2 separate regions of the Homo sapiens genome follow, and region 1 is linked to region 2. Evidence: chromatin loops called from intact Hi-C (ENCODE). Cell type or tissue: heart right ventricle. All regions are shown on one strand. Each heading gives the region's core, and the rest is flanking DNA. Links, peaks and the distances in the headings are about the cores only.

The links. A loop is a pair of places that touch in the nucleus more often than their neighbours do. Peaks named below come from ENCODE experiments on the same cell type or tissue, not always from the same donor. Only the 100,000 strongest peaks of a DNase experiment are listed, where the experiment ranks them.
Region 1: it touches region 2 in a loop (5-fold over the local background); 94 of 110 quality-filtered maps call a loop at or near these places.

The regions. Positions count from the first base shown.
Region 1 is chr20:44,528,493-44,536,827 of GRCh38, forward strand. It overlaps a transcript of PKIG not described here. Among named protein-coding and RNA genes, the nearest start is that of SERINC3, 11 kb to the left of the region's middle. RefSeq lists an enhancer at 2,972-3,472 and a silencer at 3,371-3,710. In heart right ventricle, for the core only: CTCF peaks have their summits at 3,456 and 3,655; DNase peaks (open chromatin) are centred at 3,369 and 4,038; H3K4me3 peaks cover 2,437 bases; H3K27ac peaks cover 3,767 bases.
Region 2 is chr20:44,606,216-44,614,550 of GRCh38, forward strand. PKIG (cAMP-dependent protein kinase inhibitor gamma) reads left to right here. Exons shown (of 4, transcript NM_001281445.2): 3 at 8,319-8,335. Among named protein-coding and RNA genes, the nearest start is that of PKIG, 28 kb to the left of the region's middle. RefSeq lists enhancers at 2,838-3,412, 4,170-4,239, 4,290-4,389, 4,420-4,479. In heart right ventricle, for the core only: CTCF peaks have their summits at 3,943 (motif pointing left) and 4,147; a DNase peak (open chromatin) is centred at 3,936; H3K4me3 peaks cover 1,173 bases; H3K27ac peaks cover 6,599 bases.

The DNA of each region.
Region 1 (8,335 bases), core at 44-8,043, 78 kb before region 2:
TCCCACACAGCCGGCTCTGTGTGAATTACTCTTTCTCTGTTGCAACTCCCCTGTCTTGATAAGTCAGCTCTGTCTAGGTAGCAGGCGAGGTAAACCCCCTGGCTGGTTACACAGCTTGAAGACAGCTCTGTATCTAAACTGTATCTACGTCTATATCTACCTTGGTCCCTCTTAATTCTTGCTACGGTAATCTATTTTATTTTATGGATGTATCATAATTTATTTCCTCAGTTCCCTAAGGATAGACTTTTTTTTTCGTTTGAGACAGAGTCTCGCTCTGTCGTCCAGGCTGGGGTGCAGGGGCGTGATCTCCGCTCACTGCAGCCTCTGCCTCTCGGGTTTAAGCAATTCTCCTGCCTCAGCCTCCCAAGTAGCTGGGACTACAGGAGCGCGCTGCCACGTCTGGCTAATTTTTGTATTTTTAGTAGAGATGGTGTTTCACCACGTTGGCCAGGACGGTCTTGGTCTCCTGACCTCATGATCCGCCTGCCTCGGCCTCCCAAAGTGCTGGGATTACAGGCGTGAGCCACCGTGGCTGGCTTTTTTTTTTTTTTTTGAGACAGGGTGTCCCTCTGTCACTCAGGCTGGAGTGCAATGGCACAGTCTCTGCTGACTTCAACCTCCGCCTGTCGGGCTCAAGGGATCCTCCCACCTCAGCCTCCTGAGTAGCTGGGACTACATACAGGTGCACACCACCACACCTGGCTAATTTTTTAATTTTTTGTAGAAGTGAGGTCTCACTATGTTGCCCAGGCTGGTCTTGAACTCCTGGGCTCAAGCAATCTGCCTGCCTCAGCCTACCAAAGTGCTGGACTGCCCAAGGGGTTCACCTTGCACGCTGCCTAGACAGAGCTGATTAATCAAGAAGGGGGAATTGCGACAGAGAAAGTAATTCACACAAAGCCTGCTGTGCGGGAGCCCAGAGTTTTGTTATTACTCAAATCATCCTCCCGAAAACTCAAGGATCAGAGTTTTTAAGGATAATTTGGTGGGTAGGGGGCCAATGAATTGGGAGTGCTGATTGCTTGGCTGGGGGATGAAATTGCAGAGAGTCGCTGGGCGCGGTGGCTCATGCCTGTAATCCCAGCACTTTGGGAGGCCGAGGCGGGTGGATCACGAGGTCAGGAGATGGAGACCATCCTGGCTAACACGGTGAAACCTCATCTCTACTAAAAATACAAAAAAACTAGCTGGGCGTGGTGGCGGGTGCCTGTAGTCCCAGCTACTCGGGAGGCTGAGGCAAGAGAATGGCGTGACCCCAGGAGGTGGAGCTTGCAGTGAGCCAAGATCGCGCCACTGCACTCCAGCCTGGGTGACAGAGCGAGATTCCTTCTCAAAAAAACAAAACAAACAAACAAAAAAACCAGAAATTGCAGAGAGTCAAAGCTGTTTTCTTCTGCTGAGTCAGTTCCTGGATGAGGGCCACAGAACTGGTTGGCAGGTCCAGTGGGGCCATCTGGTTGTTAGAAATGCAAAAACCTGAAAAGACATCTCAAAAGGCTGATCTTAGGTTCACAATAGCGATTTTACCTCAAGAGTAATTGGGGGCCAGGCACAGTGGCTTACGTCTGTGATCCCAGCACTTTGGGAAGCTGAGGCAGGCAGATCACTTGAGGTCAGGAGTTCAAGACCAGCCTGGCCAACATGGCAAAACCCCGTCTCTACTAAAAATACAAAAATTAGCTGGCGTGGTGGCAGGTCCCTGTAATCCCAGCTACTGTGGAGGCTGAGGCATGATAATTGCTTGAACCTGTGAGGCAGAGGTTGCAATAAGCCAAGATTGTGCCACTGCACTCCAGCCTGGGTGACAGAGCAAGACTCTGTCTCAAAAAAACAAAACAAAAAAATCTTATGACCTCTAGAATAAGAATAATGGTGGGTACTATTTAGAACTCCAGCCCTTCTCATCTTGGCTTGGTGGCTGGTGGCCTGTGGCCTTTCATTTGTTTTACAAGAACAGTTTAGCTTTCTGGAAAGGGCTATTGTTTAAATGATACACTAAATTCCTTCCCAAGGCTAGTTTGGCCTGGCTTGGCATGGTGGCTCACACCTACAATCCCAGCACTTTGGGAGGCCGAGGCGGGAGGATCACCTGACCAACATGGAGAAACCCTGTCTCTACTAAAAATACAAAAAATTAGCTGGGCGTGGTGGTGCATGCCTGTAATCCCAGCTACTCAGGAGGCTGAGGCAGGAGAATCACTTGAACTCAGGAGGCGGACATTGTGGTGAGCCAAGTTGGCGCCATTGCACTCCAGCCTGGGCAACAAGAGCGAAACTCCGTCTCAAAAAAAAAAACAAAAAACAAAAAAACAAAAAAAACTGGTTTAGCCTATACCCAGGAATGAACAGGACACTTTAGAGGTTAGAAGCAAGATGGGGTCAGTTAGGTCTGATATCTCAGTTATGATTTTTTGCAAAGGTGGTTTCAGGATGACAGGTGTGAGCCATTGCGCCCAGCCCCTGATAGATATTTAGACTGGTCGCAACCCTTTTGCTTTTACAAAAATGAATTAATGAATATATCCTTTGTGCTCAGGTTTCAGCATATCTGCAGAGTTATTCCAAGAAGTGTAGTTGCTAGACACAAGGAAAAATAAATTATTCCTCATATTGAAATTAAATCTGGTGATCTAATTCTCCATCAAAGAAACCAATTTATTCACTCTTTGCCACACCACCCCTTCAGAGACTATAAAAGAGAGGAATCTGCCACCCTTCCCACATCAGTTTTCTTGTCTTTAAATATTCCCAGTCTTGGCAGGGAGTGGTGGCTCACGCCTGTAATCCCACCATGCTGGTAGGCCCAGGCGGATGGATCAGCTGAGGTCGGAGTTCGAGACCAGCCTGGTCAACATGGCGAAACCTCGTCTCTACTAAAAATACAAAAATTAGCCAGGCGTGGTGGCACCTTCCGGTAATCCCAGCTACTCGGGAGGCTGAGGCATGAGAATCGCTCAAACCCAGGGGGCAGAGGTTGCAGTGAACCGAGATTGCGCCACTGCACTCCAGCCTGGGCGACAGAGTGAGATTCTGTCTCAAAACAAAAACAAAAACAAAATAACAAAAACCCAGTCTACCAAGCCACCACCTGAGGCCCTGTCTCCTCCTCGCACGGTCCCCATTTGAGGTTACAGAGAGATAAACTGAGGCACAAGCAGCACCCGCGGCCCAAGACCTCCCCTTGGCCTCACTGTCCCCCTTTCCGTATCTTCCCCGGGCCAAGTTCCAACCCGGATCCCTCCTTCGCAGCTCAGCCCTCGACTCCCACTTCGTCCCTCCTCTGCCCCCTCCGCGGCTGCGGAAGGGGACGCGAACCGTCCTGGTCCCATCCGAGCCGCCGTAGCGCGAGTGCCGCGGGAGTTCGGCAGCCCAGGTCGCCAAGGCAACGGGCTCCGCTGCGGGTTGCGGGCTGCGGGCGCTAGGCTGCCCCGGGGAGGCGCTGCGGACCGGCGGCCCAGGCACGGAGAGGCGGCGAGACCGCAGGTGAGCAGGAGCCGGGCGGCCGGTTGCGGCCCCAACGCTCCGGGCCTGGCGTCGACACGTCGCAGGGGGCGAGGGGCTGAGCCGCCGGGGATCCCGGGGAGGGAGGCTGCGGCCCGATCTTTGTCCCTCAGCCGCGCCGGGGACGGCGCCCCCGACGCCCTTTGACCCCGCCCCGCGTTCAGGGAGAGTCCGTTTTCGGCTGTTTATTATATTTGTAGCCATTGGTCGACCTCATTCGAAAGTTTCTTAAAAAAAAAATCCCTTCTTGTTTGGGGGCCAGAAAATAACTCAAAACTGTGCAGAAAATTTATTTGTGTGTGTGACTCTTCTGGGGCCAGAGAGGATTGACTTCTTTGTGCGTCAGTTTTATCGTCTGCAAAATGGGAATCATGGTAGCACCTGTCTGATGACGTTATTACAAGGTAAATTTATATTTAAAATTCGTGGAGGTAAGCCCTCAATACATGGGAGCTTTTATTATTACTACTACTACAAGGAGGACCATCACTGAGCATTTATTGTGAGCCACGGCCCGGGCTGATAGCCAGGGTAAAAAAGTGAACGAGAGACATCGTGTCCTGAGGGAACTCCACAGTTTTCCGGAGGAGACAGACTCGTAAACAAGAATTCACAGTGATTCCGGTTATGATTTTGGACATACAGGGGGGCTGTGAATGCACAGAGAAAACAGTTAACCTGGATTTCTGGAGGTGAGGTTAGTGTGGATGATCAGGGAGAGATGCCAAAAGAAGGTGACTTCCAAAATGAGACATGAAGGCTGTCTTTATGTTGGCCAGAAGATGAGGCTGGTGGAGTGTACCTTGCTGTGGGTAGATAAAGCAGGTAGAGAAAGTAGGTAGAGAAAAGCCTTGGGGAGAGAGTGCAGACTTCTTGGGAATCTGCAAGGATTTCAGGCTAGCTGGAGAGCAGATTATGAGAGTTGGAGGGGGTCTGGCTAGATGGTGTTTGAGAGACAAGCAGGTGCTCCTCCTGAAAGACTGTAAGTGTGGAGGAGTTTGGGCTTTGTGTTGGGGGCAGTGGGAAGCCATCAAAGGGTTTTAAGCCGGAGGTGTGTGTCTTTGATCAGAGGTATAGTTTCAGAAAGATCAGTTTTTTGTGTTTCTCTCTTGGTCTTATCATTCCTCCCATCTGTTTTTCACTTTGCAGGCATTCATTTGTGGTGATTCATATATATGTGTGTGTGTGACAGTGTGTGCGTGTATGTATTTATTGTTGAGATGAGGTCTCACTATGTTGCCCAGGCTGGTCTCAGATTCCTGGGCTCAAGTGATCCTCCTGTCTCAGCCTCCCAAGCAGCTGGGACTGCAGGTGCACACCACTGCACCTGGCTAATTCAAAAAATATTTAATGAGCATCTTCTTCTATGTGCAAGGCACTGTGTAGGTAGTAAGGAAGCAGGTCCCTGCCCTCAAGGAGATCACAGATTGGTGGAGAAAATATTCATCAAACAAGTGATTATAATTGTGATGAGAATTGTGAAAGGGGGCGCATGTTAAGATCAATCTAGCATAGTTTGGAGATTCAGGTAGAGTTTTGATAAAATGTATGGAGGGTGTAGTCTGAGTTAGCTATCGTGGGGATGTTCCAAACATTTTCAAAAGTACATTCATGGAGCCAAAAGCAGTCCACTACAACTGGAACTTAAAGATCAATATTGAAAGAGATCCATCCAGAGAGGTTGACAAAAAAAAAAAGGCTGAGATTATTCAGGGCTACTGCATTGCATACTCTTGGAAGAATGAGCCATGCACTTAGTCTACACTAAAAGAAATGGCTAGAGAAACAGGAACAGGAGAGAAACCAGCAAAGTATAGTAATGAAGGCCAAAGGGAGAGGTTGGTTGGCCTTTGTAGATGTTGCTGAGATGTCGAGTAATACAAGTTAAAAATTAAAATGTGTCCTTTTGGGTAAATAAATATGGAGGTCGGTTGGGACCTCATTGAGCAGATTTGGTGAAATGGTTGGGGCGGAATCTATAATATCAGCAGCTTTCAAAGGTTCAATATAATATATCAGTGGGATGAGTTAAGAGTGGGATGTGAGAAAGACAAAGTGTAGGCAGCTCAGAGAAGTTTGGCTGCGAAGGGAGGTAGAGAGAAGGCTGAGGAGCGATTGGGGAATAGGTGAAGTTTTTTTGAGCATGAGAGAGATTAAATGCTGTTGGCAAAGAGCCAGTGGAGAGAGAGAAAGGCTGAGAAGACACAGGATATGAAAGGGAGAATTGATAGTATAACTTTCCTGAGAAGGTGGGAGTGGAGGAGCTCCACAGTACAGATCCTTCAATAGGAGTCTGATGCCTGTTACTTTTTGGAGACGTGGGAAGCCAGGTTATTCCTGAAAGGAGTGCACCAGTGTAATGCAACAAAAATAAATAAAGGTATAAGTGTGGAAGGAAAGTCACAATTTTCATTGTCGGCAGATAGCAGGCATTTATTGAACTAGTATTGTGTTAAGTACTTTTCATGCACCATTCTTTTTTTTTTTTTTGGGACAGGGTATCACTCTGTCGCCCATGCTGGAGTGTAGTGGTGCAATCTTGGCTCACTGCAGCCTCTGCCTCCTGTGCTCAAGCGATCCACCTGCCTCAGCCCCCCAAGTAGCTGGGAATACAGGTGCGAGCCACCACACTCAGCTAATTTTTGTATTTTTAGTAGAGATGAGGTTTTGCCATGTTGACCAGGCTGGTCTCGAACTCCAGACCTCAAGTGATCCACCCGCATCGGCCTCCCAAGATGCTAGGATTACAGGCATGAGCCACTGCGCCCGGCCTCATGCACCGTTCTTAATGAATAATGTGATGTTTACAACAACCCTGTGAGATAGGCCCTCTAATAATTGCAAATTTATGGATAAAGAAACTGAGGTAACATGCTCACTCAGGGTCACACAGTATTTGAATCTAGGTTTACCTGAACCCAGAGCTTTTACTCTTAACCACTACCTGGATGATATAAATCTCTACCTGTGATATGATTGTCTGCTGAGAAAATTCAAGAGAATTAAACTAAAAATACTTAGATATAATAAGGCTAAGTGAACAGCAGTTATAAGATAGACAAAAAGCAATAGCTTTATGCAAACAAAAATAGAAAATGTAATTGTAGGAGAACTGACAATAGCAACATGAAAAATAAATACTTAGAAATAAACTTAAAAATACATGTACCCAGCTTAGCCACACAGAGTAAGAGTTGGCTGGGCATGGGGATGGGATGACAGGATGAGTAAGGTAAAGTAGTTTTCCCATGGGAACATCAGAGTATTGATACTGGAGAAGGGGTAGGTTAAAAAAAAAACAGGTGTCTATCATAAGACATCATGAGATATTGACTATCATGTTTTTATAAAATTGAAAAATTGGCCTGGCACGGTGGCTTACGCCTGTAATCCCAGCACTTTGGGAGGCCAAGGCGGGCAGATTATCTGAGGTGAGGAGTTTGAGACTAGCCTGGTCAACATGGTGAAACCCCATCTCTGCTAAAAATACAAAAATTAGCTGGGTGTAGTGGTGCACGCCTGTAGTCCCAGCTACTTGGGAAACTGAGGCAGGAGATTCTCTTCAACCTGGGAGGCAGAGGTTGCAGTGAGCTGAGATTGTACCATTGCACTCCAGCCTGGGTGACAAGAGCAAAACTCCATCTCAAAAAAAAGGACAGTTAGGTGGGAGCTATATATATTAGAAAGATGTTTACATTATGTGGTTAGGTGTAAAAAGCAGATTACGGTACAGTATGTTACTGTTTTCTTAAATGTATACATGTTTATAATAAAAATGTCTGGAAATACTAGTTCTTTTTAAAAATGTTAAATCTTTAATTGTGATAAAATTTACCATCTTAACGATTTTTAAGTTTACAGTTTTGTAGTATTAAGTGTATTCATGCTGTGCAACCAATCTGCATGACTTTTTCATCTTGCAAAAGTGCAAAAGCCAAACTATACCTTTAATAGGTTTAGCTCCCCATTTCCGCCTCCCCACCAGCCCTTGGCAGCACCCATTCTACTTTTGTTTTCTATGTGTTTGGTTACTCTGGATACATCGTGTTAGTGGAATCTTGCATTATTTGTCTTTCTGTGACGGGCTTATTTCACTAGCATAGTGTCCTCAAGGTTCATCCTTGTTGTGTAGCATGTGTCAGAATTTCATTCTTTTTGTAAGGCTGAATAATATTCCATTGCATGTTTATACCGCACTTTGTTTATCCATTCATCGATGGTCACTTTGAGTTGCTTCCATCTTTTGGCTATTGTGAATAATACTGCAGTGAAACATAAGTGTACTAGAAAGGTAAGCTGTTTATGAGATCATGGGGAAACTTTTATTCTGTTCCTCATTGCCCTAATTTTCCTTTTTTATGAGCATGAATTGCCTTCATAATCAGAAAAAAAATGAGGAAGTATCTTCTTTAGGAGGCTGGGGAAATAAGGGTAAAAAAGGGCAGTGGCAGCGGAAAGGGAAAGGAGAGGGCAGATTTGAGAGACATTTCAGAAGGAGAATCAACAGGACTTGACCAACAAGAGGTAAGGGAGAGAGGAGTGGAAGATGAAGCTTTCCTGGCCTCTGGTGGGAAGGGGCATCAGTCCTGGTGGGGCTTTGACTAGGGGAGGAGGGAGGAAATAAGGCTGGAGAGCCACCCAAGCCTTTGTTTAGCAGTTTGGACTTCTAGAAGGTGGAGAGAAACCATTGAAAGGAAGTGAAATGACTTGATCTGATTTGCACATAGAGAGATGACACTGGCTCTTTCCAACCATTCTTTAAACTGAAGGCAGATAGTGCCAGGTATCCCTTTGTGTTGCTTATACTTGAACTTCTGTTAATTTCCTTTTA
Region 2 (8,335 bases), core at 225-8,224:
GAAACAGTAAACAGAAAAGGAGATGCAAGTGGGAAGATGCTCAGGTTCACTCCTAGGAGCAGTAGGAACTAAAACAATCAGGCACTGGTTTTAAAACCACCTTTTAGATTAGGAACAAAACAGCATTAAGAAGACTGTGGTGAAGGAAAGTGCTCATCTGATATACCTACTGGGGATTGCTATGGTTTGAATGTGTTCCCTCCAAAATACCAATGTGATAATATTAAGAGGTAGGGCCTTTAAGAGGTGATTAGGTCATGAGGGCTCCTTCCTTGTGAATGGGATTAGGCACCTTTTATAAAAGGGCTTGAGGCCAGGCATGGTGGCTCACGCTTGTAATCTCAGCACTTTGGGAGGCTGAGGTGGCTGGATCACCCGAGGTCAGGAGTTCAAGACCAGCCTGGCCAACATGGTGAAACCTCATCTCTCCCAAAAATATAAAAATTAGCTGGGCGTGGTGGTGCACACCTGTAAGCCCAGCTACTTGGGAGGCTGAGGCAGGAAAATCACTTGAATCTGGGAGGAGGAGGTTGCAGTGAGCCGAGACCATGCCACTGCATTCCAGCATGGGCGACAGAACAAGACTCCATCAAATAAATAAATAAATGGGCTTGAGGGAGTGAGTTTGCCCCTTTTTGCCTTTCTGCCATTTGCTCTGTGAGAACACAGTGTTCAAGGTGCCCTCTTGGAAGCAGAGAGCAGGCCTCACCACAGGCTGGCGCCTTGATCTTGGACTTCCCAGCCTCCAGAACTGTGTGAAATAAATTTCTGTTCTTTAGAAATTACTGAGACTCAGATATTTTGTTGTAGCAGCACAAAACGGACTGAGAGACAGGAACTAACTTCTGTGGGGAGAAGTTGGCAATACCTGTTATAATAAAAAAGTCACAGATCCTTTGAGGTGGCAATTCCACTTTTATAGAAACAATCCTCAGGTCCATCAACAGGGAAGTAATTAAATCAATCTACAACAGTGAGACAACAGAGTATCATGCAGACAATAAAAGGAACAATTTAGTTATTACTTTGGGTTTGTTTTCAGTGTGTTGATGTAATCAGTGCTGCAGTGGCTTCAGAGTGATCTACAGTTGTTTCCAAGGTGTGTGTGTGTGTGTGTTTGTGTGTGTATATGTGTGTGTGTGTGTATATATATATATATATATTTTTTTTTTTTTTTTTTTGAAATAGAGTCTCACTGTCACCCAGGCTGGAGTGCAGTGGCGCAATCCCGGCTCACTGCAGCCTCTGCCTCTCGGGTTCGAGCAATTCTCCTGCCTCAGCCTCCTGAGTAGCTGGGACTACAGGCGTGCACCACCACACCCAGCTAATTTTTGTATTTTTAGTAGAGATGGGGTTTCACCATGTTGGCCAGGCTAGTCTTGAACTCCTGACCTCAGGTGATCCACCCGCCTCAGCCTCCCAAAGCCAAGACACATTTTTAAATGAAAAAAAGGCAAGATGGAAAATAAATTTTTTTTTTTTTTTTTGAGACGGAGTCTCACTCTGTCACCCAGGCTGGAGTGCAGTGGCACGATCTCGGCTCACTGCAAGCTCCACCTCCTGGGTTCACGCCATTCTCCTGCCTCAGCCTCCCGAGTAGCTGGGACTACAGGCGCCCACTACCACGCCCAGCTAATTTTTTGCATTTTTAGTAGAGACGGGGTTTCGCCATGTTGGCCAGGATGGTCTCGATCTCTTGACCTCGTGATCCACACCCACCCCCCGCCGCCTCGGCCTCCCAAAGTTCTGGGATTACAGGCATGAGCCACCATGCCCGGCCAAAATTTTGTTTTAAATAAAGGAAAAAGGAAGGGAAGGAGAAAAAGGGGGAACATATATATTGCATAAATTTTGTCTGGAAGGACACCAAAACGTGCTTGCCTTGGGGAGGGTGTCTGGATCGGATGGGAAGGGAGACTAAGCTCTTATCTCTGTCCTTTTGGACCTTTTGAGTTTTAGACCACATGCACACATAATCTAAAATTAAGTAATTTTAAGATGAAGTGAATGTGTTCACTATAAAAAGGAAATATAACAGATTTTAAAATTACTTATAAAAATATTAATGTATGTAATTATATCACTGGTATTCTTTTTCATTTAACTATATGTGAACATTTTGCCATTTCTTTAAAAAATATTCACAAACATCATTTTAATGCCTGAATGGTATTTCATTTAGATACAAATTAGTTAAGTATGTATATATTAATAATTCTCCATTGTCCGTTTAGGACATGTGACACATCCATTTAGGAACTCATTTTGGTGTCTTTAGTTTCCTGCTATTATAAATAATACTGTGGGCCAGGCGCAGTGGCTTAGGCCTGTAATCCCAACACTTTGGAAGTCCGAGGCAGGAGGATCACTTGAGCCCAGGAGTTTGAGACCACGAGTTTGAGACCACCTTGGTTAACATAATGAGATTCCCATCCCTGAAAAAAAATGAGCCAGACATGGAATAGTCCCAGCTACTCAGGAGGCTGAGGCAACAGGATTGCTTGAGCCCAGGAAGTTGAGGCTACAGTGAGCCATGATTGTACCACTGCACTCCAGCCTGTGTGACACAGCGAGACCCTGTCTCAAAAAAAAAAAAAAAAATACTATGAGGAACATCTTTGTACATTTTATCTTCATGTAGATCTTGGATTATTTTCTTAGAATAGATTATTATAAACTGATTTAGTAGCTAAAAGATATGGAAAAAGTTGAGGTTTCTGGATACACACTGTCAAGTCACTGCCCAAGGAGGTCTTGGAAGTTTACAGTCTCATTAACAGGGTTTGAGAATGACCATTTTCTGACAGGATTTCCAACTCTGAGGATTCTTTATTTCCCCATTTGCTGTTGACTCTAAAGATGAGAGGGTGAGTGACGAATATAAATATGGGAGAAAAATAAAACGATGTGTTTCTGCTTTCGATTGGAGAGCTCCCCAGAGCCGTCTTTGGAATTGCTGTTCCCTGAGGGGATATGGTAGCCAGAGCATGTTGGCCCAGCTGATGTTTTCTAGGATTGGTCTTTGAGTGTGGCATTTGCTGTCTCTGTGTCCCGAGGGCCAGTGGCCTGCACTGGGCAGCCTGTAACATCAGATGGCATTGTGAGATCAAAGCCCCAGGAGACATTCCAGCATGAAGCTGGCCTTTCAGATAGAGCCTGTAATTCCATCCCATGGTGTCAGGTCCTAGGACAAGAACACCTGCACAGCACTCCACGGTGCACGGAGGCCCTTCTCAACAGCCCCAAGAAGGAACTGCGGCTCCTCCCCACAGAGGACAGGCGGGCAGCAGGGGAGAAGAGGGATAGACACAAACTCCCTCTCCTTCAGAGGCCCGAGAGTGAAATCCAGCGAGTGTGCATGGAGCGCCTGCTCTTTACCAGGTGCTGGATGAGAATCAGGGAATGCAGCGGCCAGAACCTGTTGGCTCAGCTGCCAGGATTAGGTTTCAGCTGGACATGGGAAAAATCCAGACCAAATTCCTGTTCCCGTGGAGCTGACAGTCTAACTGAGGAAGAGCCGAGGACTCGGAGGCTCCGGGAGCCAGTGTGGCCTGCTCGGGGTTTGTCATTTTCCAGAGCAGCGGGTTTCAGGTGGGGCTGAGGCCCTTCTGAGCCGTGGCTGTAAACCGGCCTCACTCACCTCAGAGGGCAGCTGTGGCCACTGAGTGCGTGATGTGTATGAAAACACAGGCACCTGGGCCATGGTACCTTTCCTTATCGTAGGAATTGTCAGCATCATTTTTATCCTCTGTTATTACTGTTATTATCATAAGCCATTTTCCTGTCCTGAAGCATTGAGCGGTTTCCCCAGAGGCAGAGCGCAGGAGTGAACCTCCGTGACCTGTAGAAGGAGCCACCTCTGGAACTTCCGGGAATTCTTTTAGCCAAGGAGGAGCCAGAGCGTGACTAGGGCAGCGCGCAAGGCTGCTAGGAAGATAGGCAGGGTGCGCCATCTGCTGTAGCCGGGGGGAATTGCCGTGGACAGTGTCCTGGCCCTCCTCTATTTTACACAGGGGAAATGAAGGCCCCAAGAAAGGCAGGGTCTTGCCCAGGGTTAGGTGGCAGAGCTTGGGTTTAAGGTCACGTGTCTCATTCTTTGCTCTTTCTACCATAGGACACCTCCCTGTCTCACCTGTCTGATCTTTGAGGGCCCCTAATTCATTCTTTAGGTGTTTCTTCTGAGCTAGGTGTTGTGGGGGGATGTGGGCCTTGCCCTCCATACTGATCCTCTTCTCTGTCTCTCTCTTTCTCTCTCTCTCTCTCTCTCTCTTCTCTCTCTCTCTCTCACACACACACACACACACACACACACACCTGCAGCACTTACTGGCTCAACCCCACCCTGGGTGCCTTCTGGGCACTTCTGCCAATGTCAGCTACCTTCTAAAAGCATTGCACAATAATTTGGGTTTATAAAACTTCAACCATTGAAAAAATATAGACTTAGAAAACGAAAGTTCCCCTTAATCACAAAGAACCACAGTTGACAGGGTTGATAGATGTTTTTTCAGATTTTTTTTTCATATGTCTGCTATCTTTCCCCACAGGAACTGGGTTTTATTTTAGGTGTTGTTTTGCAACCTCTGTTTTTCAGTTGCCAGTTTATCTCAGACATTGTCCTATGTCAGTACAGGCCCATCTGGCACATTTCTTTATTATTTTTTTTTTACTGACATGTCATTGTATATATTTGTGGGGTGCAACTTGATGTTTTGATACATATATGTTGTATAATAATCAGATCAGGGCAGTTAGCATATCCATCATCTCATGCATTTATTTCTTTGTGATGAGAATATTCAAAAGCTTCTGTAGTTATTTTGTAATATAGAATGCCTTTTTTTTTTTTTTTTTTGAGACGGAGTCTCGCTCTGTCTTGCCCAGGGTGGAGTGCAGTGGCGTGATCTCAGCTCACGGCAGTCTCCGCCTCATGGGTTCAAGAGATTCTCCTGTCTCAGCCTCCAGAGTAACTGAGACTACAGGCGTGTGCTACCACACCCGACTAATTTTGTATTTTTAGTAGAGGCGACGTTTCACGATGTTGGCCAGCCCAGTCTCGAACTTCTGACCTCAGGTGAACTACCCGCCTCGGCCTCCCAAAGTGCTGGGATTATAGGCATGAGCCACCGCACCCGGCCTAGAATGCCTTATTGTTAACCATCACCATACTGTACAATAGAACAGGAACTTACTGCTCCTATCTAATTGTAACTATGTACCCGTTGACCAGCTTTCCATCCTTTCCTCTCCTCTCCCCTCCCCAGTCTCTGGTAACCACTGTTGTATTCTCTCCTTCTATATCAACTTTTTTTTTTTTTTTTGACAGAGTTTTGCTCTGTCACCTAGGCTAGAGTGCAGTGTCATGATCTTGGCTCACTGCAAGCTCCGCCTCCTGGGTTCACGCCATTCTCCTGCCTCAGCCTCCTGAGTAGCTGGGACTACAGGCGCCTGCCACCACGCCTGGCTAATTTTTGTTTGTTTTTTTAGTAGAGAGGGGGTTTCACCATGTTGGCCAGGATGGTCTCGATCTCCTGACCTAGTGATCCACCCGCCTCGGCCTCCCAAAGTACTGGGATTACAGGTGTGAGCCACTGTGCCTAGCCGATAACAAATTTTTTTTTTTTTAAGATTCCATGTATGCGTAAAATCATGCAGTATTTGTGTTTCTGTGTCTGGCTTATTTCACTTAACATTATGTCCTCCAGGTTTATCCGTTTTGTCCCAAATAACAAGATTTCATTCTTTTTTATGGCTGAATAGTATTCCTTTGTGTATATATACATTTTCTGTATCCATTCAATCATGTTGGACATTTGGGTTGATTCCATATCTTGGCTATTATAAATAGTGCTGCAGTAAACATAGGAGGTCAGATGTCTTCTTGACATACCAATGTCAGTTCTTTGGATATATACCTAGTAGTGGGATTGTTGGGTCATATGGTACTGTTTTTAATTTTCTCAGGAACCCTCCATACTGTTTTCCATAGTGGCTGTATGGCACATTTCTTTTTTATGACTACTTCATAATTCACGCGATGCCTAACCTCCTGGTGGACATTTGGGTGGTTTCCTATAGGCTGCTATTACTGACCAGGTGCAGTAAACATCCTCACACTAGAGAAAACATTGGGCATTTGCCTGAGTGGGTCTAGAACTAGGATTTGCTGGGTGGGCCCATGGGCCCACCCCACTGGACTATGAACTCCTAAAGTCAGGCCAGTGCTTAGACCACCCCTCCCACTTACTAATTCAGGTCTGCGAGGTAGCCAGAGTCCATGCAATGACTGCTATCTAATTGCCTTCAGAAAACCATAGGTGCTCAATGAGAGATACTAGTATCCCCTTCGCAAATTAACCTTTTGTTAATATAGTAGCAGTACTTCTTGTTGCCAAGAGTACATAAATGGACAATCTTGTGTGCTACTGGTGGGAATATAAATAAAAACAGCACTGACTTTATAAGTCTTTCTGCCAATTTTTTGTCATCATGAATACCACTGTGCTATTTGGGAAGGCAACTGGGAAATGTGTCAAAAATCTAAAAATTATTTCACCCTTCCCTTTAGCCCAGCAGTTCTACTTCTAGGGATATACTCTCAGGAAACAATTAGGGATGGGCACAGAGACTTTCATAAAGTCCCAGTGCTGTGTGTGGCGGTAGAAAACAGGGAAGTACCTCTGTGTTCATTTCTGGAGGCCTCATCCTAGAGTAAATCATGGCCCATCCAAGCATGCTGGCACAAAATTCATGTGGAGGGAGACTTAGTGACATGTTCTAAAGCGTCCCAAAGAGTAGGCTACAAAACACAACATAAGGTATGGTCCCAAATCATTTCTAAATGTATGTGGCTCTTCTTTATATATGTGGCACTCTTCTCTCCTTTCTCTAGACTGTGTTACCAAGCACCAGGGCTGTTAACTGCTGTCTCTGTAGTAAGAACTACTAATTTATTTTTTCTTTTTTTCGAGATGGAGTCTCGCTTTGTCGCCCAGGCTGGAGTGCAGTGGCACAATCTCGGCTCACTGCAAGTTCTGCCTCCCGGGTTCATGCCATTCTCCTGCCTCAGCCTCCTGAGTAGCTGGAACTACAGGCGCCCGCCACCACGCCCGGCTAATTTTTTTGTATTTTTAGTAGAGATGGGATTTCACTGTGTTAGCCAGGATGGTCTTGATCTAGAACTACTAATTTCATATCTTTCCTCCCCACTCCACCTCTCTTCTGAGCTCCAGCCTCCTAGTTCCATGTACCTAGCCTACCTCTCCCCTTGGAGGGCTCACAGGCATCTCAAAGTTACCGAATAGGCCAAACAGGACTTTATGCCCTCAAATATTCCTCCTTTGTTCTTCCATATGTCAGCAAACCACACTTCTGTCCACCTACTTATTCACACCAGAAACCTAAATTACCTGTCAATCCAACACTACTTCTTGTTGGTTCGATTTCCAAGTTATATCTAGAATCCTTCCCACTGCCCCCCTCCTCCACCCACCATCTTGGCACCTGAACTTCACAGGAGCCTCCTAACTTGCCCCTTCCCAGCACTGCTGTGCCCGGCCGCCACAGTCACCTTTGAAAATGCACGGCTGCTACTTCATGGCCTTGCCTAAAGCCCCTCAGGAACCAAGTTCCAGATGTGGTCTGGCTCCTGCCTACCTCAGCAGTGTCCTTGGTGTCATTGTCCCTCTTCTGCCATGCTCCCGCCTGCTGGCTCTTTCTGTCCTTCCAAGCCCTCATGCCTCCCTCCCTCAGAGCCTTCACACATGCTGTTCCCCTCTCTGTAGTGCTCTTCCCCTCACTCTTCATCTGCATGACGCCTCGTCCTCCTTGGTTCTCAGCTAAAATGTCACTTTGTGACCCCCAGCCTTGATCAGGTCCCAGTGATCACTCCAGCACCCTGCATTCTCCCTTGAAGCCTTGAGCACCAAGGCCATGACTTAGGTACGAGGTGACTTTATGCCACCTGTAGTAGATGGTAAGCTCTGTGAGGCCAGGGACCATGGCCAGTTTGTTCATGGTGGTATCTGTGCCAGTGCCTGGCGCATGGTATTAATAAATGTGTGTACATGTTTGTCAATAATTTTATTTAAAGAAAAGTCTGAGCCCATGTTCTTTAAAATGTTGATGGTGGTTGTCTGGGTGTGGAATTATGAGTGACTTGTTTTGTTCTTTGTACTTTTCTGTGCTTTTTGCTTTGTTTTCAATAAGAGGCAATAACTGTCATTTTGACAGAAGCCACTGTGCTGGGGAACTGGAGCTGTCCTCTCTGCAGAATGCATCTGGACTTACCTCTGCCCCCTTGCCTTCTGTCCCCACAGGCCTGAGGAGCGATGCG